2 separate regions of the Homo sapiens genome follow, and region 2 is linked to region 1. Evidence: chromatin contacts called from ENCODE Hi-C or POLR2A ChIA-PET data. All regions are on one chromosome and are shown on one strand. The core of a region is the stretch at or near the end of the contact, and the rest is flanking DNA. Distances in the headings are between cores, read along the strand shown. Region 1 holds the start of BICD1 (BICD cargo adaptor 1). Region 2 has its middle 11 kb from the start of LINC02422.

Region 1 (6,299 bases), core at 1,238-3,737:
TGAACCCTTGATAAAAGTGTGCCTTCTTCTAGTACAAACTGATTCTTTCATAAAATATTTCATGCCCACTGTGTGCTAGCTTTTGTGTTAAAGACTTGGGATGCAAAGCTCATGGTGTAGCAAAGGCAAAACACAATTGCATTAAGGTTTGCTATGCAAGGTAAGTGCAATGACAGAAATATCCCTAGAAGGATTGTTTAAATCAAGCAGCAAAGTCAGTAAGAGGTACATTTCATTAAATTAAGTCCATCTCCTTTATCAAGAAGGTGATGGCTTACCACTTTCTGGTTTGCACTTCCCTATCTTGGCAAAGCAGTGTTGATAGGTATAGACAATATCAAAACATCTCTGAGAATGACAGTCATCATCCTGCTTCCTCACTTCACAAGGTTTAGCATCACTGCATTTAAACATGTCAGCCTAATCTAAGTTGGAAAATATAAACAAGTCCAGCTGTTGTTAAGACCAGACAGGTACATGGTAAGTAAAATAGGAACCAGAAATTTACAGCCTGACACACAAAAATTAGATTCCTAGTTGGGATTTTTAATCATAGGTAGTACATTTATTTTTTGGTAGACAGGCATCCAAATAAAAATAAGACATATCTAAAAGTATAAATGCTTACCATATTACACACTAAATTGGAAGGCAAGTTGATTCAGTATGTCATAAATCACATCTTTTAACTGTAACAGCATAAAATAAATAATAGATTTTTGATATTATATGCCAAACAATAATTAACATTTAAATGTCAATATGCACCTAAAAATAAGGACTTGACACACAGAAAAGGAGTGTATATTACATTTAAATTTGTAAGTGGTTATTTGCTACCCATAGTGCCTCAAGAATCAGATAAAAAAGACCGAGTTACTTAAACAATATGTATGTTCTTAAGAGTGACTGATAGGAAATCAAAGCACGTTCATTGTTTTCTCCCATACATCCGACAGGCTTTAAAAGAGGCCAAATACCAAAAAACTAAAGAGACATTATACATCACCCATTTTTGATATTCTGGTTTTATAAATATATCATTTCAACCAGAAGAGCCTCATTTGAAATGCAACACTACCCACGTATTTGATATACACCACTCTTTCAGACTATTTGTAGGTGAGTTCAATTTTTTCTAGTCAGGGTGACCTCATAAGACTTGGACATGGCCCAGCCTCGCTCCGAGGTGAAATCAAGGCAGTGGGATCACCCAGCAAAGTTGTTTTTCTTCTGCAGCCCAATGACAAGAATGACTAAAGCCAAGCAGAATGAAGATTGCCTAGCCTTTGTCAAATGGGATTGGTGAGGAGTTCCCTCTCTCACCAAGGAGTGGTTACATCCAGAGGAAAGCTGAGGTGCCACACAGTCTAAATCCTGAAATTGTGGGTCCTCAGGCACAAACCTCATCACTTTTGTGGACTACGAAATTGTCGCTGAAACCTGGGTTTGAGATAACAGCGGTTTTGAGAAGTTTGATTTATACATTCCAACCCACTTGAATGTCGTCTTAGAGTGCTGAGACTTGATGACTCTTACTAATCTCCCTCCCCCGCAGGCCAAACAGCCATTGCCTCCCAAATTCCAGCTTATATATTCATTTCTTAGGCAATTTTTCTCTTGGGGGAGGAAACAATGGACTCTTTCAATCTTCTCTTACCAACAAAGGGCCCTAGAAGAAAAAACAGTCCTTTCAATCACCTCCTTTATGACTTCTTGATCATGATGAGTGGGCCTTGCGGGTGGGGGGAGTGAGGGCCAGGAAAGGGAGAGGTGACAGGCAACTCACCTCTTTGAGCTGCTCCAGCTCCTGTTTGAGGCTGTCGTACTCAGCCTCCAGTTCATCATACTGCTGTTTGAGGGTCAGCTTCTCCTCCAGCACCACCAGCCCGTACTCGGCAGCCTGGATCTTCTCGTGGGTGGTCTCCGTGAGCTCCTTGGTTAGCCTCTCTATCTCAGTCTTATAATGGTCCACCGTCTGCAATACCTCTTCTGCGGCCATAGCCCCGGTGGATGGAGGCAGGAGGGGGTTACGGGGTGGGGGAGATGGATGCGAAGCTGGCGGGGAAAGGGAGAAGGAAATGGGAAGGGATGGGTGGAAACGGAAAAGAAAGTGCGGCCGGATGAATGAGCAGCGCGATGCCCCGCCGGCTCTGGTGGCAGCGGCAGCTACACCGCCCGAGAAACTGACGAGAAATGCAACATGGAGAACAGGGCAGAGGGTCAGGGGCGAGGCGGCAAAGGCCGCCGCATGTGTCCTCGGGGCCGGCCCCTGCGTGCGGTCAGCAGCCGTGCGGCATGGCCCGGGCTGCGGCGGCCGCGGGTAGCGAGGGGCTCCGGATTCTGCTTATTCAGAGACGCCCGTCCGCCATGTCTCCCGGGCCGCGTCACTGCAGTCTCGCCCTGGGTCTGGCGCGCTCCGGCTCGCGGCTCGCTCTCTCGCTCCACCTGCTCCCTCTGGCCCTGCAGCAGCCGGTGCGGAATGATGCAGTCTCGGGGCCGGCTCCCTCCCTTCCCGCGTGGCGGCGGCTCCGAGCAGGGGGCGGGGAGCGGATGGAGTCAGCGCGGGGGGCGGAGGGAAGGACCAGACGGAAACATCCCGAGGCGCCTCCCGCCGGGCGCGCGGGCCGCCGCCCGCTGCACCGTGAGGCGCGCCAGGAGGAGGCGCAGGCGACGGGTCTGGGACTGGGAAGCGGTGGGGCGCGCGCGGCGGGGGAGCCTCCGCCCTGTCCGGCTCGCGGGGGCGGGAGCTCCTCCCAGGGCTTTGTCCCGGTGGCAGTAGAAGACCCCGAGAGCGGCGTGGGCGCCCGGGCTCTTTTGCTACGTCGAGGGCCGAAGCTCAGGAAACTGCCTGGAACGCTTTCTCCCGAGAAAAGCAAACAAAACTATCGCGGTCGCGGTCCGCGCATCCTCCTCGTCCCCTGGGCGCGCAGAAGGCTTTTTGGGCCACCTGCCCCCAAAAGACCGCTGGGTTTCCCAAAGCTTTCAAGACGCACCCCAAGGCGCCCTCCTCCGTCGTCCCCCTCTCTCCCTGCCTCTCCCAAGTCTGGCCTGGGCCACCTAACACTCTCACCAGATAACCTTACTATCCTCACAGGACAGTCCGCTAAATATTGCTCGCCCTCACCCAGCGTATCACAAGAGCGCTATCCACTCAGAAAAAAAATATCTCCACAATACATGCACCCAGGAAACCTCTAGCTAGGTACTGTATATCTTGCCCCAATAGTTTCCATCAAAGCACCTTACTCTGTGTCTTCAATAAAGGAAAACTGCTTGAAATTCCCTATATAAGATACCAACGATGCCCTGTAATAAGCATTTTTTAAACAATAAGAGCTAAGAGTTCTTGAGACCCATACCAAGCATTCTTCTAAGTATGTAACATGCGTTCTCTCCAATCCTAACAATGCTTTGAGGTAAGAGCCATTATCCTCAGTTTACAGGGGGTGAAAGGCAAAGGGAGATGTGATTTGTCCAAAGTCAGGCAACTCTGGAATCTTAACTCGGGAGCACTAAACGGGATCATTATGTTGGCTTCAGGTTCACTCATTACTCATACAAACCCAGCAACTACATATTACATGCTTTTAAGATAATCACATTAATCCATATGAAGAGTGATGATGAACGGTTACAAAAGGAGGTGAAAGCAAAGTAAGAGTGGAGTAAATGAAAGAGTGGAGAAGGGTCGAGAATCAAGAGGAAGAACGCAACATGAGAGAAAAGAAGCAATTTCTGTGTAACGGGAGGCTGTGAGACCCACAGATCAGTGGGTCTTTCCAGTTCCCTCTCTTCTTCTGCATGGCACCTATTCCAGAGCTGTTTCTCAGTGACCAGGTGATGAACACACATGCGTTTTCTAAGTTAGAAAGCAGGACTCAACTCTCCCATCATTGTGTACCTGGTAAAAAAAAAAAAAAAAAAAAAAAAGATGATTGTTGACCGGGCACAGTGGCTCACGCCTATAATCCCAGCACTTTGGGAGGCAGAAGTGGATGGATCATTTGAGGTCCGGAGTTCAAGACTAGCCTGGCCCACATGGTGAAATCCCATCTCTACTAAAAATACAAAAATTAGCCAGGTATGGTGGTGCACGCCTGTGATCCCAGCTACTTGGGAGGCTGAGGCAGGAGAATTGCTTGAATCCAGGAGGTGGAGGGTACAGATGGCACCACTATACTCCAGCCTAGGCAACAGAGACTCCATCTCAAAAAAAAAAAAAAAAAAGGACACTTGTTGATGGCGTGGGAGAAAAAGCATATGACAGTGCCCTTCCAAAGTTTCCACTAGCAGGCTGTCTGGATGTGTTTTCCATTGCTTCACAAACCAGACAAGTTTCCTTCTAAACGCCAGCGATCACAACAGAATATTCTCATGTGATTGTCTGATCTAAAAATAAAACAAAAGAATATTCTCTTGTGATTGTCTGATCTAAAAATAAATAAATAAAAGGAGAAAACATTCCAAATGTGCAGCCACCATAAATTCCAGCCTTGTAGAGAAGCGGATGATAATGACTACAACATCCGACCCATCTTTCCTTATCTCGCACTCCAGGTGGGAAGCCCCTCCTGTGTGCTCCCGTGGCATCTGACCTCTGACACGTTGATGAATGATGATGAACTGCTGAAAAGAGATGGAACCTGCAATTGCAGGTAGCTAACCTGCCTTCCCAGGAAGCCTCTGGCTGTTCCTCACTCTACAAACTGTAAGCATAGGCCTTCCAAAGGGATCATAAGACTCGCACTAGATTGCCTGTGCCTCCCTCTCCTTTGGATCAAACTAAGAACAGAGTTTGCCTCTGTGACTTTCCTTTTTGCTAAATTTCCATTGTGGTCCAGCCCCTATGCTCTATCCTGCCCCGTTTTTCTGATTGATACACTTTTGTCACTTGTCACTTTTGTCTGATTTCAGGCATGTCTTGCACACTCTGACACTTTAAGATGTTGCTTAGTTGAACTTTGATCCTTAAATGTTGGTATTTAACGTAAAGAAGATAAACTTATTTTCTTGTTTTTTTTCTCTTTTTTTCTGAGACAGGGTCTCCATCACTTAGGCTGGAGTGGAGTGGCATGATCATGACTCCCTGCAGCCTCAACCTCCTGGACTCAAGCGATCCTCCCACCTCAGCCTCCTGAGTAGCTGGAACTACAGATGAATACCACCACACTCAGCTAATTTTTTAAATTTTTGTAGAGACAGGGTCTGTCTATGTTGCCCAGGCTGGTCTCAAACTCCTGGGATCAAGTGATCCTCCCACCCTGGCCTCCCAAAGTTCTGGGATTACAGATGTGAGCCACCATGCCCAGCCAAATTTATTTTCCTATACACCATGCTGTTCCAGTACTGCATAGTTACAGTTCCCTCTTTTTTCGTATATGCCATATGTATTGCATATATATCAATGACAGGTATATAGAAAATAATTTCTTAAAGCATTCCTAGGCTGGGTGTGGTGGCTCATACTGGTAATCCTAGCACTTTGGGAGGCTGAGGCAGAAGGGTCACTTGAGGCCAGCAGTTCAAGACCAGCCTGGGCAACATAGCGAGACCTCATGGCTACAAAAAATTAAAAAATACTAGCTGGGCATGGTAATACATGCCTGTGGTCCCCAATACTTAGGAGGCTGAGGCAGTATGATGGCTTGAACCCAAGAGATTAAGGCTGCAATGTACTGATTGTGCCACTGTGCTCTAGCCTGGTGACAAAGCAAGACTCACCAAAAGAAAAGAAAAAAAGGCCAGGCTCGGTGGCTTACACCTGTAGTCCCAGTACTTTGGGAGGCCGAGGTGGGCGGATCATCTGAGGTCAGGAGTTCGAGACCAGCCCGACCAACATGGTGAAACCCCATCTCTACTAAAAATACAAAAATTAGCTGGGTGTGGTGGTGGGCGCCTGTAATCCCAGCTACTCGGGAGGCTGAGGCAGGAGAATCACTTGAATTCGGGAGTTGGAGGTTGGAGTGAGCAGAGATCCGCCACTGCACTCTAGCCCAAGTGACAGAGTGAGACTCCGTCTCAAAAAAAAGAAAAGAAAAAAAGCAAAAAAAAAAAGCACAAGCTAGTCTACTTGGGTCATATCCAACTTTGCCACTTACTAGCTGTGTGTTTCTCAGTTGTGTCATATCTAAAAAGGAGATAATAATATAATCTAATTATGAGATTGTTGTGAATAGAATAGTATCACACACATAAGCATTTTATATGTGCTTTTTAAAAGTTTTAAAAGAAAAACAAGGATAAAATTTAGGTAGAAAGAAGAAAAAAAGATAATCAGTAGAGATCTCTCTGAAGAA
Region 2 (7,297 bases), core at 3,958-6,457, 210 kb after region 1:
CTAACAATATCAGGCGTGGAAGAGAATTTGGAGCATCAGGAACATTGCCGGTAAGAATGAAAATGGTATGTTCCTTAGTCCATTTTCTGATGCTATCATAGAATACCCTAGACTGGGTAAATTATAATAAAACAAAATTTCTTTCTTTCTTTTTTTTTTTTTGAGACAGAGTCTCGCTCTGTCGCCCAGGCTGGAGTGCAGTGGCGCCATCTCGGCTCACTGCAAGCTCCTCCTCCCAGGTTCACGCCATTCTCCTGCCTCAGCTTCCCGAGTAGCTGGGACTACAGGCACCTGCTACCACACCCAGCTAATTTTTTGTATTTTTAATAGAGACGGCGGTTTCACTGTGTTAGCCAGGATGGTCTCAATCTCCTGACCTCGTGATCCGCCCACCTCGGCCTCCCAAAGTGTTGGGATTACAGGCGTGAGCCACAGAGACTGGCTTTTTTTTTTTTTTTTTTAAGAAGGGGTCTCACTCTGTCACCCAGGCTGGAGTACAGCCGCGCAATCTCGGTTCACTGTAACCTCCACCTCCCGGATTAAAGGGATTCTCCTGCTTCAGCCTCCCAAGTAGCTGGGATTACAGGCACCACCACGCCCGGCTAAATTTTGTATTTTTAGTAGAGACAGGGTTTCACCATTTGGCCAGGCTGGTCTTGAACTCCTGACCTCAAGTGATCCACCCGCCTTGGTCTCCCAAAGTGCTGGGATTACCGGTGTGAGCCACCTCACCCAGACGAAATGTATTTGGTAAAGTTCTGGAAACTGGCAAGTGCTTGGATTCAAGGACAAGGAGTCACAACTGCAGGGGGCCTTCTTGCTGTGTCATAACATGTGAAGGCATCACAGGATAAGAAGAGTGCAAGGCTGGCTTTTATCACAAACCCGCTCTTGAGATAACTTATTCCCTTCCACTATAACCCCACTAATCTGTTAATTCATGAAAAGATTAATCCATTCATGAGGGCTTAAGGTCTGTCTCTTAAAATTCTCACCTCCCCTTTTTTTTTTAGAGTCAAGATTTTGCTCTGTTGCCCAGGCTGGAGTGCAGTGGCATGATCATGGCTCACTGCAGCCTTGACCTCCTGAGCTCAAGGTATCCTCCCACCTCAGCCTCCTGAGTAGCTAGGACCACAGGTGTGTGCCACCATGTCTGTCTAATTTTTAAATGTTTTGTACAGATGGGGTCTTACTACATTGACCAGGCTGGTCTTGAACTCCTGTCCTCAAGCAATCCTCTTGCGCTGGCCTCCTAAAGTTCTGGGATTACAGACGTGAGCCACCATGCCTAGCCTGGTCCCACCTCTTAATAGAGTCGCCATGGTAATTAAATTCCAACATCAGTTTTGGAGGGACACAAACCACAGTGGTATGAATACTTTGAAAAGAGTTTGGTGGTTTCTGATTATGTGAAAGACAGAGTTACCACATGACCCAGCAATCCAACTGTTACGTACTTCCCCAAAAGAAATGAAAACATGTCCACACAAAGACTTGTGTGCAACTGTTCATTGGAGTTTTTTTCATAGTATGTATCTCCCAACTGGAAACAACCAACTGGTGAATGGATACACTGTTTTACATCCATACAATGCAAAGCTACTTACCAAAAAGAGCTACTTTAGATTTTTCTGTTTGTGAGCCAAAACAAAATAGAAACACACAAACAAAAAACCTACCAATACACATCACAACATGTATGAATCTCGAAAGCATTATGCTGAAGACAGCTGGGTGTGGTGACTCACACCTGTAATCCCAGCACCTTGGGAGGCCGAGTGGGGTGGATCACTTGAGGTCAGGAGTTTGTGACCAGCCTGGCCAACATGGTGAAAGTCTGTCTTTACCGAAAATACAAAAATTAGCCAGGTGTGGTGGTGGGCGCCTGTAATCCCAGCTACTCTGGAGGCAGAGGCACGAGAATCGCTTGAACCTGGGAGGTAGAGGTTGCAGCGAGCCCAGATCACACTGGTGCACTCCAGCCTAGCAGGATTGTCTCAAAAAAAAAAAAAAAAAAAAGCATTATGCTAAATACAAGGAGCCAGACACCGAAGATTCTACGATATCATTCCACATTTATAAAATTTTAGAAAAGGCAAATATTGTATATAGTGATAGAAAGCAGACTGATGGTTAGATTAATGTGAAATATTTTGCCACATAATGCAATGGAAATAACATAAATAAAAATAAACAAAAAAGTCAGTGTCTATCATCAAGATAGCTTCTAAGGAAGCTTCTACTGATATTTACAATTTATTGTCTATATCAAAGGCTATTTTATTTGTGGCTTTTTGGAGAGGCCAGTGGAGATTACAGCTCTGCCAGATTACTTTTTTGTGAAGCAATTTGCAATCACATTCTTGTTATATGGAGAAAAATCCTTGTTCTTGAAGGGAATTCTTAAAGGGAAGGGATGGTTGCTGTCTTGCTCTTCTTCATTTTTCCTGCAGATATCTAATGTATATTCACTTGAAGTAAGTCTTATTTGGGGAGTGTAGCAATATGTCAAGGCACTTAACATTGTGTCAAGGGTCACAGTGCCAAGCACCATGTCAAGGCAGAGGGAAGATGATTGATGATGTATCCTGAAGAATACTGCAGTCAAAGCTTGGAGAATGAGTTGAGTGCTGTGGAAACCCTGATGACAGGGACTACAATGAGGAAGAAGACCCAGAGCAGCGAAAGCTTTGGCAATCTGGCCAGGGAGACTATTGGATAACTAGGTATCCTGGATTTATGCAAAGGCTCTACAATGAGATTACTCAGTTTATAATTTGGATTAACCTGTCGTTTCTGTGGGCTCACCCAGGAATTTTCCTTACAGTATGATGTAGGGAAATGCCTTTGACCACTCCCCTATCTCTTTATCAATACCAGGGTCACACCTCTACCTAGCCTCCTTCCTTCCTTCCTTCCTTTCTTTTCTTCTTTCTTTCTCTTTCTTTTCTTTCTTCTTTCTTTTCTTTCTTCTTTCTTTTCTTCCTTTCTTCTTTTTCTTTCTTTTTCTTTCCTTCTTGCTTCCTTCCTTCCTTTGTTCTTTCCTTACTTCTTACTTCTTTTTTTTTTTTTTTTGAGACGGAGTCTTGCTGTCACCCAGGCTGGAATGCAGTGGTACCATCCAGGCTCACTGCAACCTCTGACTCCCGGGTTCAAGTGTTTTTCCTGCCTCAGCCTCCCGAGTAGTTGGGACTACAGGGGTGCACTACCATGCCCGGCTAATTTTTGTATTTTTAGTAGAGACGGGGTTTCACCATGTTACCCAGGCTGGTCTCAAACTCCTGACCTCACGTGATCAACCCGCCTTGGCCTTTCAAAGTGCTGGGATTACAAGGGTGAGACACCACGCCTGGCCCCTTTCTTCTTTTTTTTCCTTCCTGCCTCCTTTCCTCCTTCCTTCCTTCTTTCCAGAAATTAGTGTCAGTTCATCCTGTTTCTTTTTTATTGACTAGATCGGGGTCAGAAAACTGACCTGCAGCCTGTTTTTGTATGACCCATGGGCTAAGAATGGCTTTATCTTTTTAAATGGTGGATAACAAATCCCCAACATGCCTGTCTTTTGAGTTATGCCTCTCCCAGTCCGGATCAGTTGCTTTCTACATTTGCTGTTTTTGATCCTGTGATTTTCCTTCGCCATCACTTTGCGTCTCTCCTGTTTCTTCTATTCCCTTCCCTTTCCCTCCCCTCCCCTCCCCCACTCCCCTTCCTCTCCCTCCTTCCCTCCCTCCCTTCTTTCTTTCTTTCCAGGGGAATTGGCAGGGGAGCAGGAAGTCAAATCATATGTCACCATGTGACTCTTGGGACTCCTTCTTCTCATGTTTCTTCTTCTTTGTAGTAGGGGCAGGGCCAGCAGCAGGAGCTACAGAGCCGGGGCAGCAGAGGCGGCCACAGCCTTGTGGGAGAGCACAATGGCAACTTGCCAATACCCTGGGCAATGACACCTTTAATGTTTTTTCCATTCAGCTCACTGATGATCTTGCTGCACTGGTTGCCATTGGCCTTATTGCTTATATTGTACAGGATCTTCTTGACGTCCTTGGTGCTGGGCAAGGGGTTGCCCCCGAGGGCAGCCAGTAGGTAGGAAGGACGACCTTCTGTGTCCCGGAGGAAAAGAAAGCCACACCTTCCTCTTTTAGTTTGTTTCTTTTCTTATTCCTGTGTTGCTGCTGAGAAACCCAATCCAATTCCGACTCCCCCACCACCCTTTTGTGCCACCCTTCTACCCCTTCTGGAAGCCTGAGAATCTCCTGTTTGTCCTAGATATTTTACATTTCACAATCATATGCTTTAGTGCAGGACAATTTTCATCTATTATGATGGACACTTTCAATTTGGTTCTTCTATTCTGAGTGTGTTTCTTCAACTATTTCTTTTTTTTTTTTTTTTGGAGATGGAGTCTCGCCCTGTTGCCCAGGCTGGAGTGCAGCGGCCCAGTCTCAGCTCACTGCAACCTCCGCCTCCTGGGTTCAAGCGATTCTTCTGCCTCAGCCTCCCAAGTAGCTGCGACTACAGGTGCATGCCACCACACCCAGCTAATTTTTTGTATTTTAGTAGAGACATGGTTTCACTGTGTTGCCCAGGCTGGTCTTGAACTCCTGAGCTCAGGCAATCCGCCCGCCTCAGCCTCCCAAAGTGCTAGGATTTCAGGTGTGAGCCACCACGCCCAGCCTGAACTATTTCATTGTTGATTTCTTCCCCTCTGTTTTACTCTTCCTGGAAATTCTATTATTTGGCTGCTGAACTTCATAGATTTCATAAATTTTCTTACCTTTTTTCTCTCATTTCCTATCTCCTTGTCTTTTTGCCACGCTTTCTGTGTAATTTCCTCAATTTTATCTTTCAATTCTTCATTAAAATGTTCATTTCTTATCATGTCTTTAACGTCTAAAATTTCTTCTTGTTCTCTGAATGTTCCTCTTTTTACAAAATAACATCTTGTTCTTGTTTTCAGAATGCAGTATCTTTTCTTATCTTATCTTTCTCAAGACTGAGAAATGGAAAACTACAGAAACCACAACTTGAAAAACAGTACAGAGACCACAATTTGCAAGACAGATAAACTATGTCAGCAACAGCTCAGCTTGGACCCAGGTGTTCAGGAAACAAAACCACAGACTTTTTCACAGACAGCCTTGCCTAGCCTATCGACACAGTCAGTGACTCAACTTTGCAACTTTTGACCAATTCTTTCCTGCCCTAACTCTACCCTTCCTTCCTGCCCCTCCCCCAACTCTTGTTATCCCCGCCCTAAAAGCATCCTTTGGCTAACGCCTCCTCAGTGAAACTGTATAAAACTCAAATGTTAAAGCTACTCGGCGTCCATTTGACTGACTCCATTTGCTCACTATCTCCCTTGCCTGGCACATTTCTAATAAACTAAGCTTCCTTAGTTATTGTTATTTGTTATTTGTTTGTTCTATGTTTTAACCATAACAGATTTCTTTGCTGCTCTTTTATGAGAAACTTTCTTTTTTTTTGAGACAGAGTCTCACTCCGACGGGGTTTCACCATGTTGGCCAGGCTGATCTCAAACTCCTGACCTCAAGTGATCCGCCCGCCTCAGCCTCCTAAAGTGCTAGGATTACAGGTGTAAGCCACCGGGCCTGGTCTTTTATTTATTTATTTTTTTGAGATGGAGTCTCGCTCTGTCACCCAGGCTGGAATGCAGTGGCGCTCTCGGCTCACTGTAACCTGCACCCCCTGAGTTCAAGTGATTCTCCTGCCTCAGCCTCCTGAGTAGCTGGGACTACAGGCGACCGCCACCATGCCCAGCTAATTTTTGTATTTTCAGTAGAGATGGGGTTTTACCATGTTAGCCAGGATGGTCTCGATCTCTTGACCTTGTGATACACCTCCCTCGGCCTCCCAAAGTGAGTGAGGGAGCCACCGCGCCCAACCGGCACCTGGTCTTTTATGAGAAGCTTTGACTGAACATGAGTTAGTTTTCTTTCATCCACATAGTATTCTGTTTCTCCAAGGTGCTTTCCCTGCTTGTGTGCTTTTTGTCTTGCATGATAGAGGCTTACTTTAGAGTTCTGGTAATTTTTGGTTTCTTACGATGAGGAATGAAGGACTACAGCTGATTGGAAGTTTGCAGTATATGGAGAGCTCTTGTATTTCTGAGTTTACTGTAGGGCCATTTATTTGTTGGGTAATCTTATCAGTTTCTCTTCTTTCCTCTTGGGCTGCTTTGATTCCTGAGAGAAAGGTGTGACAATCCCCTTCCTAGAGGGTAAAGATCTGGCTGACATGGTTTGGGCACTAAATGATTGATGAAGGCTGTGAGGCAGGAGGCAGGGGCTTAGCAATCAGCAAGCATGTGATTGTGTAAACCTCCATTTTTGTTTGGTATCAAAGCTCTCAGCTGTACTTGATGTTTCCCAGTCCACAGACTCCAACTTCTGCTGAAACTAGGGAGAAACAGTCATCCAGCAGCATGAGAGCAGGTAGAAGATCTGGGTCTGTTTGTGATTCTACAATATAATCATTTCTGTTTTCAATTTTTCTCTACTGTTGCCACATAATTCAGCTTTCTCAGTTCTTCTGAGTTAGTCTGCAATCATCTCTTTGCTTTTTAGCTTTCAAAGGTTTATCATCGGCCAGGTGCAGTGTGGCTCATGCCTGTAATCCCAGCATTCGGGAGGCTGAGGCAGGCAGATCACCTGAGGTCAGGAGTTCGAGACCATCCTGGCCAACATGGTGAAACCCCGTCTCTACTAAAAATACAATAATTAGCCATGTGTGGTGGCATGCGCCTGTAGTCCCAGTTACTGCAGAGGCTGAGGCAGGAGAATGGCTAGAACCCAGGAGGTGGAGGTTGCAGTGAGCCAAGCTTGTGCCACTGCAATCCAGCCTGGTGACAGAGTGAGACTCTATCTCAAAAAAAAAAAAAAAAAAAAAAAAAAAGAAAAAAGAAATGTGAAGACAGGAGATTTGAGAGGGGCCAGGGGCAGAATTATAGGGTTTGGCTGTGGCTGCACCCAAATCTCATCTTGAATTTTAGTTCCCATAGTCCCCACATGTTGTGTAAGGGACCCGGTGGGATGTAATTGAATCATGGTGGCAGTTTCTCCCATGCTATTGTTGTGATAGTAAGTTCTCACGAGATTTGATAGTTTTATAAGGAGCTTGCTGCTTCACTTGACCCTCATTCTCCTTCCTGCTGCCCTGTGAAGAAGAACATGTTTGCTTCCCTTTCCACCATGATCATCAGTTTCCTAAGGCCTCCTCAGCCATGCTGAACTGTGAGTCAGTTAAACTTCTTTCCTTTCTAAATTACCCAGTCTTGGATGTGTTC

What was found. A loop is a pair of places that touch in the nucleus more often than their neighbours do. ChIA-PET counts read pairs that join two places held with the same protein, here RNA polymerase II (POLR2A). Pooled maps may share reads with other maps.
Region 2: a map with no recorded cell type shows a loop between it and region 1 (11-fold over the local background). The contact joins the enhancer-like site here to the promoter of BICD1 in region 1. A Hi-C loop is called at or near these places in 3 of 37 single-sample maps with no recorded cell type and 9 of 50 pooled maps. POLR2A ChIA-PET finds 5 or more read pairs at or near these places in 2 of 52 experiments (HEK293 and PC-9).

Annotation. Positions count from the first base shown.
Region 1 is chr12:32,103,035-32,109,333 of GRCh38, reverse strand. BICD1 (BICD cargo adaptor 1) reads right to left here and starts at 2,487. Exons shown (of 10, transcript NM_001714.4): 1 at 1,790-2,487. The coding sequence starts at 2,002. It overlaps BICD1-AS1 (BICD1 antisense RNA 1), which reads left to right and starts at 1,872. Exons shown (of 3, transcript NR_185992.1): 1 at 1,872-1,940; 2 at 4,561-4,658; 3 at 5,044-5,217. RefSeq lists enhancers at 880-1,517, 2,045-2,124 and a silencer at 2,485-2,964.
Region 2 is chr12:31,894,606-31,901,902 of GRCh38, reverse strand. It overlaps the pseudogene RPLP2P4. Among named protein-coding and RNA genes, the nearest start is that of LINC02422, 11 kb to the right of the region's middle. RefSeq lists a silencer at 5,822-5,921. Within about 2 kb of position 5,207, at least 18 of the 41 ENCODE cell types and tissues checked have a DNase peak (open chromatin) inside an H3K27ac peak, as active enhancers do.